Linked DNA regions of Homo sapiens: region 2 is linked to region 1. Evidence: chromatin loops called from intact Hi-C (ENCODE). Cell type or tissue: sigmoid colon. All regions are shown on one strand. Links, peaks and the distances in the headings refer to the core of each region. The heading gives the core; the rest is flanking DNA.

Region 1 (10,729 bases), core at 1,025-9,024:
TTACATTTAAGGTTAATATTGTTATGTGTGAATTTGATCCTGTCATTTTGATGTTAGCTGGTTATTTTGCTTGTTAGTTGATGCAGTTTCTTCCTAGCATCAATGGTCTTTACAATTTGGCATGTTTTTGCAGTGGCTGGTACCGGTTGTTCCTTTCCATGTTTAGTGCTTCCTTCAGGAGCTCTTGTAGGGCAGGCCTGGTGGTGACAAAATCTCTCAGCATTTGCTTGTCTGTAAAGGATTTGATTTCTCCTTCACTTATGAAGCTTAGTTTGGCTGGATATGAAATTCTGGATTGAAAATTCTTTTCTTTAAGAATGTTGAATATTGGCCCCCACTCTCTTCTGGCTTGTAGAATTTCTGCTGAGAGATCAGCTGTTAGTCTGATTGGCTTCCCTTTGTGGGTAACCCAACCTTTTTCTCTGGCTGCCCTTAACATTTTTTCCTTCATTTCAACTTTGGTGAATCTGACAATTATGTGTCTTGGAGTTGCTCTTCTCGAGGAGTATCTTTGTGGCATTCTCTGTATTTCCTGAATTTGAATGTTGGCCTGCCTTGCTAGGTTGGGGAAGTTCTCCTGGATAATATCCTGCAGAGTGTTTTCCAACTTAGTTCCATTCTCCTCGTCACTTTCAGGTACACCAATCAGATGTAGATTTGGTCTTTTCACATAGTCCCATATTTCTTGGAGGCTTTGTTCATTTCTTTTTATTCTTTTTTCTCTAAACTTCTCTTCTCACTTCATTTCATTCATTTGATCTTCAATCACTGATACCCTTTCTTCCAGCTGACCAAATTGGCTACTGAAGCTTGTGCATTCGTCACATAGTTCTCCTGCCATGGTTTTCAGCTCCATCAGGTCATTTAAGGCCTTCTCTACATTGGTAATTCTAGTTAGCCATTCGTCTAATCTTTTTTCAAGGTTTTTAACTTCTTTGCGATGGCTCGAACTTCCTCCTTTAGCTCGGAGAAGTTTGTCCATCTGAAGCCTTCTTCTCTCAACTCGTCAAAGTCATTCTCTGTCCAGCCTTGTTCTGTTGCTGGTGAGGAGCTGTGTTCCTTTGGAGGAGGAGAGGCACTCTGATTTTTAGAATTTTCAGTTTTTCTGCTCTGTTTTTTCCCCATTTTGTGGTTTTATCTACCTTTGGTCTTTCATGATGGTGATGTACACATGGGGTTTTGGTGTGGATGTCCCTTCTGTTTGTTAGTTTTCCTTCTAACAGTCAGGACCCTCAGCTGCAGGTCTGTTGGAGTTTGCTGGAGACCCACTCCAGACCCTGTTTGCCTGGGTATCAGCAGTGGAGGCTGCAGAACAGCAAATGTTGCTGTCTGATCGTTCCTCTGGAAGTTTTGTCTCAGAGGGGTACCCAGCCGTGTGAGGTGTCAGTCTGCCCCCACTGGGGAGTGCCTCCCAGTTAGGCTACTCGGGGGTCAGGGACCCAATTGAGGAAGCAGTCTGTCCGTTCTCAGATCTCAAACTCCGTGCTGGGAGAACCATTACTCTCTTCAAAGCTCAGCTGGAAATGCAGAAATCACCCGTTTTCTGCGTCTCTCATGCTGGGAGCTGTAGACTGGAGCTGCTCCTATTCGGCCATCTTGGAACCGCCTCAGAGAGGTTAAAATGGTTTGTTCAATGTCTTGCATGAGTAGGGGGCAAAACCAAGGCTACCAATGCAGCAGGTCTGTCTCATTCCTGAGCCTGTGTTCTTTCCTCTGTGCCATGGGAGCCACCTTAGATAGAAAAACGTCTCCTGCCACTCTCGTCCTGCTGGAGCACACAGCTCCCTCGCTGCAGTGGGGACCCCAGATGGGGGATTGGGGAGCTGCTACAGCAGGTAACTGTGGCCCTCAGGAATGCTTAGTAGATGCACATCCTGGGCAGCACTTCCCAGCCCTTTCCACACCATGGCACATGGAGAAAAGGAAACATTTAGTTGGCAGGGTGGGTTATACAGAAAAGAAGAAGCGTTCAAAACTGGGAGCAAAGGGTTGACCATGACCTGGCTACTGAACAACTGGGGCATCCATAAGTCAACCCACTTGTCACCTGCCCAAAGCATGGAAGCTGGGGCTCTGACACATGGCAGAGGGCAGAGTGCACATGAACCTCAGACACTGTCTCACGGGGGCAGACACTGTCATGTCTGGGCCTCTGCAGTACCAGATTTCTACAGGGGCTAAGCAGTAGATGATCCCTTTTGGAATTCACATCAATGACACACCTAGTGTCCTCAGAGCATCGGTGACTTTGAAGGGTTGGGTAGAAGCAAGGGGAATGGCACTTGGCTTGTGGGCAGCTATGAGTAATCTGCTTGGCCCTGGACATGGAGAGGTGCACACGATTGCCTACAGAGCATCACAGTGCCCACTGTGTTTTCTGTTTATTTTTCAGTTGAATGACAATCCAAAGGTGGTTGTGCTGGATGAGATAAGAAGAACCAATACAGTGTGGAGTTTATGACTCTTACTTTGGACTCAGACAAATAATTTACAGGGAAGTAGAGATATACATGTAGATATGTAGGTATGTAAGTGTGTGTATATGCGTATATATGTATATATCAATACCTACAGTATTTATATAAATACCTTTTATGTATGTATATATAAAGAGAATGTCTAGGTAGATATGCTCAGCAGATATGTGTAAGCAGGCCCCAGAGATTTAGGTAAGTGAGAAACATTACGGTATTTTGAGGCATGATGAAATTTGCTTTTTTTTTTTTAACTTAGAATTTTGAAGTTTCTTCCTTAAGGAAGTCTATAGGCAGTGGCGGATAGATCCTTTGTAGCAGATGGGAGATGGAGCTGCCTAGATGGGGTGATTTCAGGGATAGCGCACTCATATCTGCTCAATTTGGCCAGAAAGTGCTGTTTGCAGAATGGCACCAGAAATAAAATTCCAATGAGAATATTCGCACCAGGCCTCCCGGGTATAAGGGAGAGACCAAACGATGTTGGAGATACTTGTCTCAAGCACTTGGCTGACTTTGGGCAAATCAATTAAACTTTTTGGCCTCAATTTTCTCATCTAATGAGGGGGCTGAACTGGGGAGCTATTAAAATCCCTCTAGGTTTCACTTTCTGTGATTTGACTAACTTCAATTCCATTATCTGAAACCTCTTCTCAAAGAAAATGTGTGCTTCATAGAGCAGATGAGGGAGGAACAGGAGAGATTTGAAGGTTCCTCTTAGAGACTTTAAAACATTTAAAGTTAAATTAGACCTATAAATAACTACTTTTAAAATCTCACTAGCCAAAAATTGGCAGCTGTTTATAATATAGCTTATGAACGCATAAAAATATGCACCTCAAACAAAGGAAATCAATAAAGAAGATAGTTTCTTTGCCTTTAAAAAGCCTTAAGATTAACATACAGTAAGATCATCTGTATAAAATTTAAGATCTAGTATCATTGCTCAAATCCAAGTAAACTGCTCATTTGTAATAAAGTTTGTATGGGTTCGCAGACCTCATCCTTGGCTTACTGAATCAGTTCCTCTTGGGATGAGACCCTGAAATCTACATTTTAAAAGCTCTCTGGGCAATTTTGATGTGTCTTGTCCTGCACTAGGGAATGTACTAGCAGAGGAGATATGTCTGTGTAGTGTGACTCTGATGAGCTAATTATTGGCTTTTGAGGAGCACTTAGGATTTTTATGAGTATTTCAGAGAAGTGCAGAGTGGGAGAGGGGGAGGTGATGTTGATTCCAGGCAAACATGAATTGTATTTGTTTGCATTTGCTTGTGGCTATAAAATATTGACCTTCCATTTTCAATATGGAGAATTGTAGAGTTGGTACCTCTCATCTCCATACCCTACCTGGCCTGATACCCCAAAGATTGTTCGACCTGCATTTCTGAACAAAATATCTGCCCTGAATTCCTGTCTCTTTTTTGCCCCTAGTGATCTGGGCTGGGTCAAAAGCTCCTTTTTAATCTAGATAGAGAACAAGCCCTAAACAGCATGCCTCAGTTTCTGGTCTAGCCTGATTCTTTCATCACTAGAACTAAAGTGCTTTCTTGAGTAAAAGACATTGAAAGACTTAAAAGGCAACTGTAAACTCAAGGGCTCCAACACTCCTAGTATATAGACTCTTCCCTCATTGTTTCTACTATCTGCTCCCCAACTTGATAGCCCCATCTTGGCTGCTGCAAATGAGAGGAAGACAGAAGATATGGAAGACAAAAGGAGGTTCAGCTGCTTTTTCTACCTCAGGTAAGAACACTAGTCTGCTTCCTTTCAGCTTTTTAATATCTCAAATAGATTCCCTCATCTTCATTATCCAACTTATATGAATGCTAATTTGGCTCCATGTTGCTTCTACTCAAATCATTATGGCCTCTTTGATAATTTTCAGGGCCCTTTCCCTAAATAATTCAGCAATAAATGGCCAGAAAATTAGGTCCCTCAATGAGGTGATTCCTAGCTTGTATTTTAGGCTTTTTGAGGACCAGAGACATCCCATTACCTTGAGTAATGAGGATTATAGGAAGGAATCACATAGAATTAAGAAATGCCATGGAAATGGGAGCATGTTTGCAAACGACAAAGTCCTTCAGAATGTAAGAAGGCTCCAGTGAGAGTTATCTCATTGCTTCTTGGCAGATCGAGTCGTGAATCTCAGCCAGAGTTTTGCAATATCAAATATGATGACTCAGTCACTCTCTATATGACTCAATATCAAACCCCATGAGAGAGAGGATCTGCCTAGGTTGGCACTTGAGCTATGCCACCTCAATCCACTGGCCAGTCCACAGAGGGGCCACCTTTGAGCTGGGTGTTTACCTGTGGTCCAAACATTCATGGCCAATAAATGGGGGTGGGGAACACACCACATAAAACATGGCCACTGTCTTAGGTCAGGTTCACCAGAAGAAGACTCCAAGGATTAGTGTGAAAGTGATTTATCAAGAAATGTTCTACTGGGAAAAACTGGGAAAGAAATGGGGAAGTAGGATCTATTATAGAAGGGAAGTTGGGAGATGCAGGAATGTGGTATCCAGCAAAGTCCCAGGAGGGTAACTTTGGTTCATTCCCACAGGAGGAGCTCTGGAAACAGGGTAGGTCATGCCTCAGAGGGTCACGCCTCAGGAGAAGAGCATCTGGGGTATTTATACCCCAGAACTCATTAGTCTTTGGTTATGGATTGGCCTGAGGCACAAATTCCCAAGCACTTCCAGGCTTTCTTGCCTAAGCAAAGTAGATTCTGGCAGCCTGAGGACAGTTCATCTTCAAGGAGATGTAAGAATAAGCATACGGGGAGTCTGTGCTCAGGAAAATGATCAAAGGGTCCGAGGAGACATGGGTTGAAGTGTGGACAGCGTCTGCTATAGCTTCGTAAAGAGATAGCTAGAGAGGCTTCCTTCCCCAGGGGCCCACAGTCAGCACGCACACCCTAAGCTGAATAGATTCTTCCCTATATAGCCTGACAAGCTGTGTTGGAAGCTTGCGCTAAGGTTGTGGAAGACTCAGCCCGCTATCTGCCACCTTCATCTCCACAGCCTGGCAACCTCATAACTGGCTGACTGAAGCGAACGTAAATTAGACAAAGACCAGCACAAATCAGACTCAAGTTAACACACGCCAGACTCTGGCTGTTTCTGGTTTATAAACAAAAGATAAACTATTTCCAACAATGTCAACAAAAATAAATTAACTTTCTTATTAAATCACTGAGAAATGACATTTCAAATATTTTATAAAAATACAGCACATCTATCTATATCCAACTCTGCTTTTGTTTCCACAAACTCTTGTCAGTTTAAAGATCTACACAATTTTCTCTGTAGCCCGTAAATGAAAACTTTCAGTTTTTCCTGGCTGGCAGTGCTTTTTCCTCTTCTGAGCTCCGAAGAGACTGGGTTTCTTTCTGATGGCTTTGACCACACCAGAGCCTGCACTGTAGGATTTTTGCCCACGTCCCACCAAATGTTAACCTCTTAAGGACAGAAACAGGGGCCCATTCACAGTGATACAAACATTTAACAGCTGAATCTCTGGGGAAAAATGTATGTATCTGTACATAATGTTTATTATATTTTAATGATATTAAACAATTCTTAGCTTATAATTTATAAATAGTAATAAAATATACAAATACTCTGTATTATAAATTCCATATAGCCAGTTGGTTTTTACAGAATTATTTTGTTGATTTTTGCCAAACTCTTGTATTTCTAACCAACCTGTAGTTGCAATTAATGAATAAGAGGAGTCCAACATGAATGTTGGTTGACAGCTCCGTTCACATTAACAAGACAAAAATGAAGATGTATATGGAAACTTTAATGACACGAATGACTTCTTTGCTGAATCAGATAATTATTTTCAAATAGTGGGAGAATGTAGCTTCAATTTGTGTGTGTGTGTGTGTGTGTGCCTGTCACAATTTCATGGCTACAAACAGGAGATACTTTAATGTGCATTATACTTTCCATCACTTTCTTGAGTTTAGACAATCAACAAAACTATAAATCAAGCCTTGCTTTGTGGCTATTGATCATTTCCATAATGTAAATACTCCCACTGTAGTCATTTTCAAGCTACCAATGTTGCTGATGTCAGAGTTGGGAAGAGATGCTCAGTAGTACATCACGATAAAGTGTTTCCATTATAAAGATACAATAGATGAAAATAAACTTCAAGACATAAAACAATAAAATATTGTGAAATAATTAGAAGGTGATAAATTTTGGGTATCTGTTGCCATTGTTTTAATATAATTTACTAAACAGTAAATTTATATAATGTAGTTTTTAATAAAGGCTGTGCTTAATGAGCTTGCAAAATTCTTGAAAATTTAACAATAGTCTTGCAAGCCAGTATGACCCAGTTCCAGTACACCACTGTCACTCACATTTCATAATTCATTGTCTTGCATGCTACTGAGAGTTACAAATTGTTCAGTGATTGCATGACTGATGGTAAATTAGAGATGTTGACTCTCTGATTCTGTTTGACATGCTCTGTCTTCCTCTTAAGAAGATTCTAACTTCTTACTAGTGGTAGTAGCTGAGCTCAAAAGGTAATTGTTCTAAACTAATAAAGGTCCTATTGGCTTATCTGGATGAAACACCATGTACCTCTGATAAGATATCAGCCTCCTTAGACCAGTTTGTGTCCTTCTGTTAGTAGTAGTCAATGTTTCTTTATAATACTCGGTTTCTACAGAATCATAGAGAGCATATTATAAATGCCCTCAGATCTTAAAATGTCAGATCTTTTTAGGTAGCCTTGGTATAGTTCCCCGTTTTTTAAATACATAGTACAAAATACAATCTATAACACAACACTATCCATAATCCAATGGTTACCATTTAATGACTCTTAACAACATTAAACCAAGCATTTTTCCCCACTCTAAGTATCCCATCTGTGTTTCTATCTGCTTCTTTAGGTTATAAGGATCTCCCTATAATGCTTAATATGAGTCATTTTTGTTGTTGATGATGATTAATTTATGACATAGGACTGTCGGTGAATAATACCAGGACCTTATAAGTGAAACTTTAAGGTTAAAGTTCAGGGTAGTCCCAGATGATACAAGAAAGTCTTCAGGCACGAAGACTGATTGATTGTCTAGCCATCTTGGCTGCTGGGGAGGTTGTTGATTACTCACAATGCATCTCACCTGATAACTCCAACCTTGATTTCTTTTCCCTTGAGTTACATTTCTCCCAGGACAAAAAGAGGAGCAGACAGTTCCTATAGAAATAGGTTCCATGCCTGATGGGCTCTCCAAGAACCATTTACAAGCGAGCATCCCAGCTTCAGTCTGTTTTCTGGAAAAGACTTCGATAGAGCATCTGATTCATTATCTTCCCTTCGGACTAGTGAGGCATTATTGTTTTCTTCTTATGGAGAGATCCAGTTGATCTGGGGGTTTGCCCAATACCACACCACCAGTAAGTTCCAGGAGGAAAGCTGGTCATTGTTTCCCAAGTTATGATTCTCATCCATCCATGCATTCATTCAATAAACACATAGCAGAAGTGCACCACAGGCCTAGCCCGATGGTCAGTCAGTGCTAAGGACTAACAAGGAGAATGCACAGGAAAAATGTACAGCCATTTGAGGTAGGGGAAAGATCACAGGCTTTGGGGTCAGACATCCTAGGTTGAATTCCAGCTGTATCACCTTCTAGCTAATGTGGCCTTGGTCAAGTTACCTAACCTCTAAGTCTCTGTAAAAGAGAAGTACTGTTATAAATCTCATGGGGTTAGTCTGAGAGATATAAATGAGGTATATGAGGCTTGCACAGAGCAGGTGCTTCAAAAATGGTTCCTGTGATGAAGGCTGGAAAAACACTGTCCTTATTCTCATGGGACTCATAGTCTAACAGGAGTGGCAATCTGTGAAAACATACAACAATAACATAATGGCTCTCAGAGAAGCTAAAGAGAGCACTGTGGAAACCCACCACTTTCTACTTGGTCAGGAGACTGATCATGAGCAAAAATGTGACTGTGACCTTGGGCATATCACTTAACCTCTTGAATCATAGCTCTTCCATCTACTAAACACGGGATAGATATTCAGATAAGAATAATCCTGGCTGAGTTTACACATCTTGGCTCTCTGGAAGCATTCCCAGCAAGGCGTGCCCTGCAATTTCATGCTCTGAAAAAGTCTATTCAATTGAAAAAGCTGACAGTGATACACACCCCTTTTAATAGCTTAGTAACATAAGCAAAACACAGCCGTGACAACTGGTATCACCTTGCCGTTGTAAGTGATAAAAATTCTCAATGAATGCATTACACACCCAGCTGAGGTTCCTAACCAATCTTCCATGAAGCCCTTTTATGTAAATATTAATGTCATATTCTACCCGTTAAGTCCATTCAGATCCCACATCCAGTTCATAGATTGACATTGCTGTTTCTAAAAGTACAGATTCCCAGTGCAGAAATCAAGGAAAATAATACCATTGATATTGATGATGAAAATTTGAGTAAAATACCACTTTTTTCTAAGTGATTTGCAACAACAGTGAAAAAACACGTCTAGAAACTATATTACTATAAAATTGAGATGGAAGACATTTCTGTTACCTCTCCTACAATGCAAATATTACCAATTTCTCTGTTTACATAGCTATAAATGTAAGTATGGACTTAAAAGGTTTTAGAAGAAATCAGCAGGTTAGAGACAGTTTGGCTATAAAGGCAGCGTTTTCTTTTTCCACTTCCTAACATTCCCCTTCCACTCCTCACTCACACCCCCACATACCATCAGCCCTCCCCTTCCACTCCTCACTCACACCCCCACATACCATCAGCCCTCCCCTTCCACTCCTCACTCACACCCCCATATACCATCAGCCCTCCCCTCCACTCCTCACTCACATCCCCATATACCATCAGCCCTCCCCTTCCACTCCTCACTCACATCCCCATATACCATCAGCCCTCCATATCTATAGATTCCACATCCTTGGATTCACCAACTGTGGATAGAAAATATTTTTAAAAAATAAAGACAACAATCCAACAATAAAACATAATACAAATAAAAAAATAAAGTATAACAACTATTTACATGGCATTTACATTGTATTAGGTATTATAAGTAATTTAGAGGTGATTTAAACTATATGGGAGGATATATGTGGGTTATGTGCAAATACTATGTTATTTTTATATAAGGGATTTGAGCATCTGAGAATTTGATATTTATGGGGTCCTGGAACCAGTTCCCCAAGGATACCAAAGGACAACTATACCTCTTTCACCTCTCTTACTCTTTTTTTCTTTACTTTTCCATGAATCACCTTCATGCACACACACACCCACACACACACACACACATTTCTAGACAAGATACTTAATAGGGAAACTGTCATCAAATCACAATGGAGTTTTCTATACTGAATACACAGATAAGTCAGTTATTTCTATATTGCTTTAGAGAATGTCTGAAATAAGCTAGATATGGGCAAAAATTTTTCTTTTTCTGACTGAAATATATTTTTAGGGCACGTTAATGCTAAAATTTGGAATTGCTGCATTATGCTAAAGCAGGTTCCCCAAACTGTGTTCCATGAGTGTCCTGGGGGATGTTAAAATGTTCTGAGTTTTAAAAACTCTGTGGTTAGAATTCCATGGGAAAATACAAATTGGCACATTACAGACTCGGAGGATTCTTGTGTTAAAGAAAGGTATTTAACTTTTTTTGTGTTAGAAATTCACAAATATATTTGCTGATGGAACTATTATTTTATTAACGATTGATTGATTGAATAGTTCAGGGAACACACTTCCGGAAACACCAAACTAATGCAGTAAGAATTTTCTTTTTTGTGTGCTGCAGAGCTGAAGAGTGGAACTCGCTGACTCCATTTCAGCCCCGAGTGCCGCCCCTCTTCTGATGGAAGCAGACTGTGCTGGCACTACCTGCTTGCTTTCTCATCCACTTGCGTGTCTAACAAGCTTCCCATTCACTGTCTCCTGCTCTGCCATCCAGAATGAGCAGAAGTTTTTCCATTGCCCTATTATAATCTTGCAGATCTTTAAAGGATCTCACAAAGTAGTTGTGAGCACCTTCAGCTGTCTCAGCCAGTACTCTTGTGGTACCATTGGACTTTGTGCTAACAGCAAACATCGCCTGTAAGGACTCCAGTCCTAGAATCTTGGGCGGCAGCGGGGCGGGACTCGGGGGTGGGGGGGCGGTGGGGTGGGGGCGGGGTTTGTTTAAACTCTCTTGGACCAGCCACCTGCTCTGTG
Region 2 (8,000 bases), core at 1-8,000, 150 kb before region 1:
CTTCACAATATTCATGCCTTCTCTCACCTTGCCAGAGACCACCTGCTTCCCATTCAACCACGCTGTCTTGGCAGTGCAGATGAAAAATTAGGAACCGTTTGTATCGGGTCCTGCATTTGCCATGGACAAGATGTCAGGACCTGTATGCTTTAGGGTGAAGTCCTCGACATCAAATTTCTCCCCGTAGAGGCACCAGTGCCATTATGGCATGTGAAGTCACCGCCCTGACACATAAACTCTGGAATAATTCTGTGAAAGCAGGAACCCTTATAACCAAATCCTTTCTCTCCAGTGCTTAGAGCATGAAAGTTTTCTGCCGTCTTTGGAATCTTGTTTGCAAACAGCTCAAAGGAGATGCGGCCCAAGGGCTCCCCGTTGATGGCGATGTTGAAGAACATGGTGGGGTTGACCACGGCTGATAGTGTGTTCTAGTGGGTTCTTGGTCTCACTGACTTCAAGAATGAAGCCGCGGACCCTCGCGGTGAGTGTTACAGCTCTTAAGGTGGCGCGTCTGGAGTTTGTTCCTTCTGATGTTCGGATGTGTTCGGAGTTTCTTCCTTCTGGTGGGTTCGTGGTCTCGCTGACTCAGGAGTGAAGCTGCAGACCTTTGCGGTGAGTGTTACAGCTCATAAAAGCAGCGTGGACCCAAAGAGTGAGCAGTAGCAAGATTTACTGCAAAGAGCAAAAGAACAAAGCTTCCGCAGTGTGGAAGGGGACCTGAGCAGGTTGCCACTGCTGGCGCCCACAGCCTGCTTTTATTCTCTTATTTGGCCCCACCCACATCCTGCTGATTGGTAGAGCCCAGTGGCCTGTTTTGTCAGGGCGCTGACTGGTGCGTTTACAATCCCTGAGCTAGACATAAAGGTTCTCCAAGGCCCCACCAGAGCAGCTAGATACAGAGTGTCGACTGGTGCACTCACAAACCCTGAGCTAGACACAGGGTGCTGATTGGTGTATTTATAATCCCTGAGCTAGACATAAAGGTTCTCCAAGGCCCCACCAGAGCAGCTAGATACAGAGTGTCGATTGGTGCACTCACAAACCTTGAGCTAAACACAGGGTGCTGATTGGTGTATTTACAATCCCTGAGCTAGACATAAAGACTCTCCACGTCCCCATCAGACTCAGGAGCCCAGCTGGCTTCACCTAGTGGATCCCGCACCGGGGCTGCAGGTGGAGCTGCCTGCCAGTCCTGCGCCGTGCGCTCGCACTCCTCAGCCCTTGGGTGGTCGATGGAACTGGGCGCTGTGGAGCAGGGGGTGGCGCTCGTCGGGGAGGCTTGGGCCGCACAGGAGCCCATGGAGCGGGTGGGAGGCTCAGGCATGGCGGGCTGCAGGTCCCGAGCCCTGCCCTGCAGGAAGGCAGCTAAGGCTCGGTGAGAAATCGAGCACAGCGCCGGTGGGCTGGCACTGCTGGGGGACCCAGTACACCGTACGCAGCCGCTGGCCCGGGTGCTCATTGCCCGGGGCAGCAGGGCTGGCCGGCTGCTCCGAGTGCGGGGCCCGCCAAGCCCACGCCCACCCGGAACTCCAGCTGGCCCGCAAGCGCCCTAGGCAGCCCCGGTTCCCGCTCGCCCCTCTCCCTCCACACCTCCCTGCAAGCTGAGGGAGTGGGCTCCAGCCTTGGCCAGCCCAGAAAGGGGCTCCCACAGTGCAGTGGTGGGCTGAAGGGCTCCTCAAGTGCCGCCAAAGTGGGAGCCCTGGCAGAGGAGGTTCCGAGAGCAAGCGGGGCTCTGAGGACTGCCAGCACGCTGTCACCTCTCAATAGTATGGGGCTCCCGGTGGCGGTGGTATCTGCAAAAGCCAAGACTTTCTTGAGTTATACAGGAAGGAAACAACAGTGCTGGGATTTGAACCCAGGAATGTCTCGATCTAGAATCTGTGCTCTAAACCAGTAGGCGTCACTGCCTGAGACTGGTGGGAGAATTGACATGTGCTCCACAGCCTTGTAGGTCCACCAACAAACTCCCAGCCCACCCACAGGCTCATCAACATCACCTTGGATCAAAGATTTCCATGAATATTGGAAAGACATATAGTCTGGATATTTTCTAAACACTGACATGCAGGGGTTTTTTTTGTTGTTGTTGTTTTGTTTTGCCTCCTTTGTTTTGCTGGATAGGTTTGCTTTAAATATTAAAGGAATAAAATGTCTAGGACTATAGCCCCATGGCTGCCTTCATTACCACTACCTCTTCAGTGTTGAGAACACACATGCGTTGAATGTGTAATCAGTATATAACTGTGGGTCTGTGTGGCCTGGGCTGTGCATGATGCTGACTCAAATAAACAGCGGTTTTATTGGACCCTCTCCTTCTTCCAGAAGAAGATCAATGGAAAGTACCTTCCAAGTTTTGGTCCCTCAAGAAGCCCCTGAAGGTCAGAGGGAGGGGAGGAAAATACCTTCTTGATGCACCAGAAATCACCTTATAAACCTCATCCTCCGTGGAGCACAGTGGCTCACACCTGTAATCTCAGCACTTTGGGAGGCTGAGGAGAGAGGATCATTTGAGGCTAGGGGTTTGAGACCAAGCTGGGCCAAATAGTGAGACCTTGTCTCTACAAAAAAATTTTAAAAATGTGCTGGGCATGGTGGTGCGTGCCTGTAGTCCCAGCTTGAGCCCAGGAAGTTGTGGCTTCAGTGAGCTGTGATCACCCCACTGCACTCTAGCCTGGGCCAAAGCACGAGACCCTGTCTCTTAAAAAAAAATTGTCTTTATTAAAATGATTCTCAGTATCCTTCATGCTACTGCAGCTGATTTCCAAAGCTGCCTCATCTTCCGCGCTCTCAACTCTTAATAAACCCATCCAAAGCGCAGCTCTTCTCTTCCAGCAACTCCTTATTTTTATGTTCATATCCAAGTAAATCTTAGCCTTGTCCAGAAGCAAAAGCCCCATGACCACGACTTCAATTCTGCCTCTCTTTTCTGGCCACTGCCTCTGTGTCACCAAACCCCAGGGACAAATTGGCAAAGACAAAGGTGGCTCTGAGAGGAAAAGGGAGGGAGAAAGGGTGTGAAACCCCACACATCATAGTCTTGTTCCTGTTGAAAATGCAGGAATATAAAGCCCAGTACCAGAGCTTCCCATTATTCAGGCCTAGGCTCCTGGTTCCTGGGCTGTCTAGTGGGTGAGGGCCCAGGGCCTGGAGGTGTTTCAGGATCCTCAGGCCTGATTTGGTGGACAGGACCATGTTCAGGGGAAAATGTGGGGATAGGGCTGCATGCTTGCTCTCAGGAGACTGGGCTCTTTTTTCTGAGTGTCCCTGAGAAACCATCCTTAGGTATTGGTACTACTCACAGGGTTGTGCCTAGCTTCCTGGCTTTGGAACTTCATTCACTTCCTCCCACCCTTCCCAGCCCTTCCATTCCCCCTCCCAAAAGGCTGACACCCACTCCTCCTAGAACCCTACCATAACTCACCATCCTACAAGAGCTTCCTTCTGTTTGGGATAGAACTTCGGTGGCCTGCATGCTAGCCATGAAGCCTTACGATGGCCTTTTCCTAACCATAACAACCACTTATTTCCACTTCATTTACTTTACATTTCCCTCTCCTCATAAGATTTCAGCAAACCATATACTTATAAGTCAACTTGCACAGAATCTCCTGCTAGCTTATTTTGGTGAACACAAAACTGAATGCAAAAATCCCCATCCTTCAAAGAATTTGACATTCTAATGTCACCAATTTTTCGACATGCTAATGCCAGCAATTTTTTTTGAAAGTTGAAATAGAACATAATAAGGCAACAAAACGAGACTAAGAGGGTTCTGCACCGTGTTCCAACAATCTTCAGTCCCCTTCACTGTTCATGTCTAAGCACTGAGGCGTTCTAAAGCAGGTCACCTTTTGCCTCAAGGACTTTTCTTGAAATATCATGGTCTTGCTCTGTCGCCCAGGCTGGAGTGCAGTGGCGTGGTCACAGCTCATTGCAGCTTCGACTTCCTGGGCTGAAGCGATCCTCCCATCTCGGCCTGTCAAGTAGCTGGAACCACAGGCGCGCCACTACACCTGGCTAATTTATTTTTATTTTATTTTTTGTAGAGACGGTCTCGCCACATTGCCCAGACTGGTCTGAAAGTCTTGGGCTCAAGAGATCCTCCCGCTTCCGCCTTCCAAAGCGCTGGGATAACAGGCGTGAGCCGCTGCCCGGGCCATCCCTCGAGGAAGTTTCATCAGGTAGACATTAATTCTTTCACGAGGATCACGGATCGAGCTCTTTACTGGAAACCTGCGCCCCGCCTTAGTTCTCCACCTCTTCGTGCGGCTCCAGGCAACTGCCAACAGATGGCGCCCGCCCGCCTATTTCTCTCCTTGCGGCTTTGGGCCTGGAGGGGAGGTGGGGAGAGTCCCAATAGCAGAGGAACTGGTGAGCCCGGGCCAAAATTTCATCTGGCATCCGGAATGCATTAAAAACAACCCACAAATCTGAAGCTCCTCGCAGGAGAGAGAGAGAGAGAGAGAGAGGAGAGAGAGGAGAGAGGAGAGAGGGAGGGAAGAGAGTGACGGAGAAGGAGAGAAAGAGACGGGAGAGAGGAGAGAGAAAGAGAGAGAGAGGAGAGAGAGAAAGAACGAACGAACAGGGAACTTGTAAAACTAAGGGGAAAAGGGCAGAAGAGAGGCAGCAGCGTGGTCCCTGCAAGCGTCCGCTTTCCTGGCCAAGCAGCCCCCAGCACGCCTGCTTTGTGGGGCAGGGCCATGCGGCCCCGAGGAAGGATGCGGTGAGCCAGAGGGTTCCAGACAAAGGAGGGGATCCCCAAGGCTCTGGGCCAGCCAGTCCCTGTTTTACTGGCACCACGGTCCCTCCTAGGCGAGGACGAAGAGGGAAGGGGTGGAGACCTCCACCTTCTCTGCGTGTGGCTGCGTCCCTTTACAGAATGACAGGCCCTTACTTCCGAGGGCGGGGACTAATGTGTAAGGCTTAACAGATCCAATTCCAGAAATTATCTGTGTTTTTTTCAATCACCCTCTTGTGCCCCCCCACCCCCCATTAAATTTCATCTTTTATCTTTTTTTGGGCCTTCGTAATGAAAAGTGGTTTTAAAGGTTGACCAGTTTTACTACTTAGTGCCTAACAGGCTGAGTGATTATACCGTTGAAGGAGGTCACAGCGGGAAGGACATGGAGAGAGATGGGGGGTCTGAGGCCTGGGGAGTGAGGTCTGGTTCCCTCTCCTCCCCTTGGAGCCAGAGGGCACCTTCGTGACTAAGAAGGGAGAGGATCTGGCCTTGTGCAGCTCTGCCCACTGAGAGGTAACACCTGTTCTCCAGCTGGGTGGCAGCTCCCTGAATCAGGCCAGTTTGTACTTTTTCACCTAACTCACATGATTTCCACTTCAGTCGCACTACCGCTGGCTGCCCCATTGTGGACAGCTTCATTAACCTCCGTTGCTCCTAAAGGCAGTCTTTTGATGGAAATGAGTGGCGGAAAAGGCTGAGAGCAACCAGGCCAGGCTCAGCCCACTTACTTACTATAGTTAGCCTCTCTGTTATGCCTCACTTACCCCAAGGACTCTCTGAGGAGTGGCCATTAGTCCTACAGCTCCTGAGTGCATATTGTGGCCAGTCCCACAAATGTGAAGTTCTCTTCTTTCCTCCGTGAGTCGTTGGGTCAAATAGAACTCTTGTTAATAGCTCACCAAGTCAGTTAAAGATTGGGAAGGTGGGCATTGTGAATTTGGGATTAAATAATGTCCAGGTGGTTAGAATGGACTTAAAGAGAAATAGAGAGGAAAAGGATCTAGTGGTCATAGTGAATCCCAAGTTGAAATGAGTCAACAGGAAGGGACAGTGATGAACAGGAAGGGACAGTGGGAAAACCCTGACAGAAATGCTTTAGCTACATCCTGTACCTTCCCACTTTTATTAGAAGATGCTTGATTTTTGTTCTAAGAAGGGAAATATGTATTCTAGGTTCAACAAGTTATAAATTCCTTAAGGGCAGACATCTTTTGCATCTCTCACCAGGTTTAAAAATTAATAATTGTGGCCAGGCGCGGTGATTCCCACCTGTAATCCCAGCATTTTGGGGGGCCGAGGTGGGCAGATCATGAGGTCAGGATTCCAAGACCAGCCTGGCCAACATGGCGAAACCCCGTCTACTAAAAATACAAAAATTAGCCTGGTGTGGTGGCGCACGCGTGTAATCCCAGCTACTCAGGAGGCTGAGGCAGGAGAATTGCTTGAACCTGGGAGGCGGAGGTTGCAGTGAGCTGAGATCACGCCATTGCACTCCAGCTCTGGGCGACAGAGCAAGACTCTGTCTCAGGGAAAAAAAAAAAAAAGAGTTTACAAGACATTTTCACACATGATAAATTTTCAGCAAATTCTTAGTGAAAGAATGAATAAGTAAATTATAGAATTAAAGTGATCTCACAAGTTCAAAGAGGTCAAATAGGAAGTCTACCATAATAATAAGCATATATTGCATGGCCTGAATTGTCAACCTTCCATGGCTGAGATCACTCACTTCTCCTCTTTATTTGCTTTCCATGTAACCACCTCTCCTTGGCTTATGTAATTTTTCTCTCCCCCTGATGAGGCAGAGTGAAGTGTTAATAGCTGGGATTTGGAGTCAGGCAAGTCCTAGGTTCGAATCCCAGTTGCTTCAGTGATCTTGACCAAATTGCTTATGTTCTGTTCTTTGTGCAGCAGTTCTGTGTCTATACAATGGTGGAGGGAGTGGGCTCTCCTGGGACAGCTATAAGGGTTAAGTAGGATGTGGAGGTGATAGAGCCTTGCAAAGTGTTCCAGGGTGGGCTGGTCATATTTCATAATATGCGGCACAGCTTAACACTTTCTGCCCATTACTTCCAATACAAATTGGTTAAAACAGGTGGTAACATGGTGGGTTGATATGTGGGACAGTTTTTAAAAAATCAGAATGGGCTGGGTGTGGTGGCTCACACCTGTAATCCCAGCACTTTGGGAGGCCTAGAGGCAGATCACGAGGTCAGGAGTTCAAGACCAGCCTCCTAACCAATATGGTGAAACCCTGTCTCTACTAAAAATACAAAAATTAGCTGACTGTGGTGGCGTACACCTGTAGTCCCAGCTACTTGGGAGGCTGAAGCAGGAGAATCGCTTGAACCCAGGAGGTTGAAGTTGCAGTGAGCCAAGATCGTGCCACTGCACTCCAGCCTGGGCGACAGAGCGAGATTCCACTTCAAAAAAAAAAAAAAAAAAAAAATCAGAATAGAAGCAGAGAAGGCATGCAGCTCCTTCTTTCCTGGAGCTGGGGCAATAGCCCAGGCTGGATCCCTGAACAAAATGTGGGCTCCGATCCTCAGAGGTTTTTCTCAGAAGGAGAGTTAATAGCCACCAGAGCAGGGAAGGTCTGTGATAGGGTTCGGGTGGCCTCTGTGATGTTCACAAGCATCCTGGCATGTGGCAGAGACCGGCTTTTCATTTGTTAAAGGAGACTCCTGGGGCACCTGCATCTCTGAGGGCAAATTACAACCCCACATATCCTAGAGGAAGATTTGTCATCCAGCCACCTGGAAAAAACACTCAGCAGTGTTGAAGACACACAAAACTACCCAGAATTTCTTTGGGGGCTTGAGTCATCACATTTCTGAGCTACTTTTACGGTGGGGAAACTGAGGCACTGGGTGATTTGCTGGAGGTCAAAGTTATGGCAGGAGCAACACAAGAATGCATGATCTGACAGAGTCTGTTTTCTTGCCCATGGGCAGACTCTGATCACGTTAAAAGGGGAGCCAGAACCGAGGTTGTTCACCCACTGGCTTAGAATATGATGCGGTGACAGTGGGGACGGTACCCTGGAGACACCCACTGAGAGTTTTTCTACCTGGGTAAATTAGGTCCGTTTGGTGTGAAGAGGACAGGTGGACTCCTTAGAAGGCGGCCCAAGGGGCTAGGGCATCAGAAGGGCCAGAGTGAGCCTGGAGGACCCAGCACACCACAGGGGCTGTTGCAGTGCTGGTGACACTCGGAACCTGTTGCCAGGGCAGGCGAGTAGCTGAGCTTGTCCTGGGAT

What was found. Hi-C counts contacts between places; a loop is a spot of excess contacts. Peaks named below come from ENCODE experiments on the same cell type or tissue, not always from the same donor. Only the 100,000 strongest peaks of a DNase experiment are listed, where the experiment ranks them.
Region 2: a loop joins it to region 1, with 6 times the contacts of the local background. A loop is called at or near these places in 7 of 110 quality-filtered maps.

The regions. Positions count from the first base shown.
Region 1 is chr17:15,346,086-15,356,814 of GRCh38, reverse strand. No RefSeq gene overlaps it. Among named protein-coding and RNA genes, the nearest start is that of TEKT3, 9.9 kb to the right of the region's middle. In sigmoid colon, for the core only: no CTCF peak of the experiment used is centred there; DNase peaks (open chromatin) are centred at 4,664 and 5,464; H3K4me3 peaks cover 710 bases; H3K27ac peaks cover 1,806 bases.
Region 2 is chr17:15,499,279-15,507,278 of GRCh38, reverse strand. The region is part of intron 4 of TVP23C-CDRT4 (TVP23C-CDRT4 readthrough); the gene reads left to right. It also overlaps a transcript of TVP23C not described here and the pseudogene PPIAP53. Among named protein-coding and RNA genes, the nearest start is that of CDRT3, 32 kb to the right of the region's middle. In sigmoid colon, for the core only: CTCF peaks have their summits at 4,086 and 4,285 (motif pointing right); DNase peaks (open chromatin) are centred at 4,328 and 4,818; H3K4me3 peaks cover 1,216 bases; H3K27ac peaks cover 1,071 bases.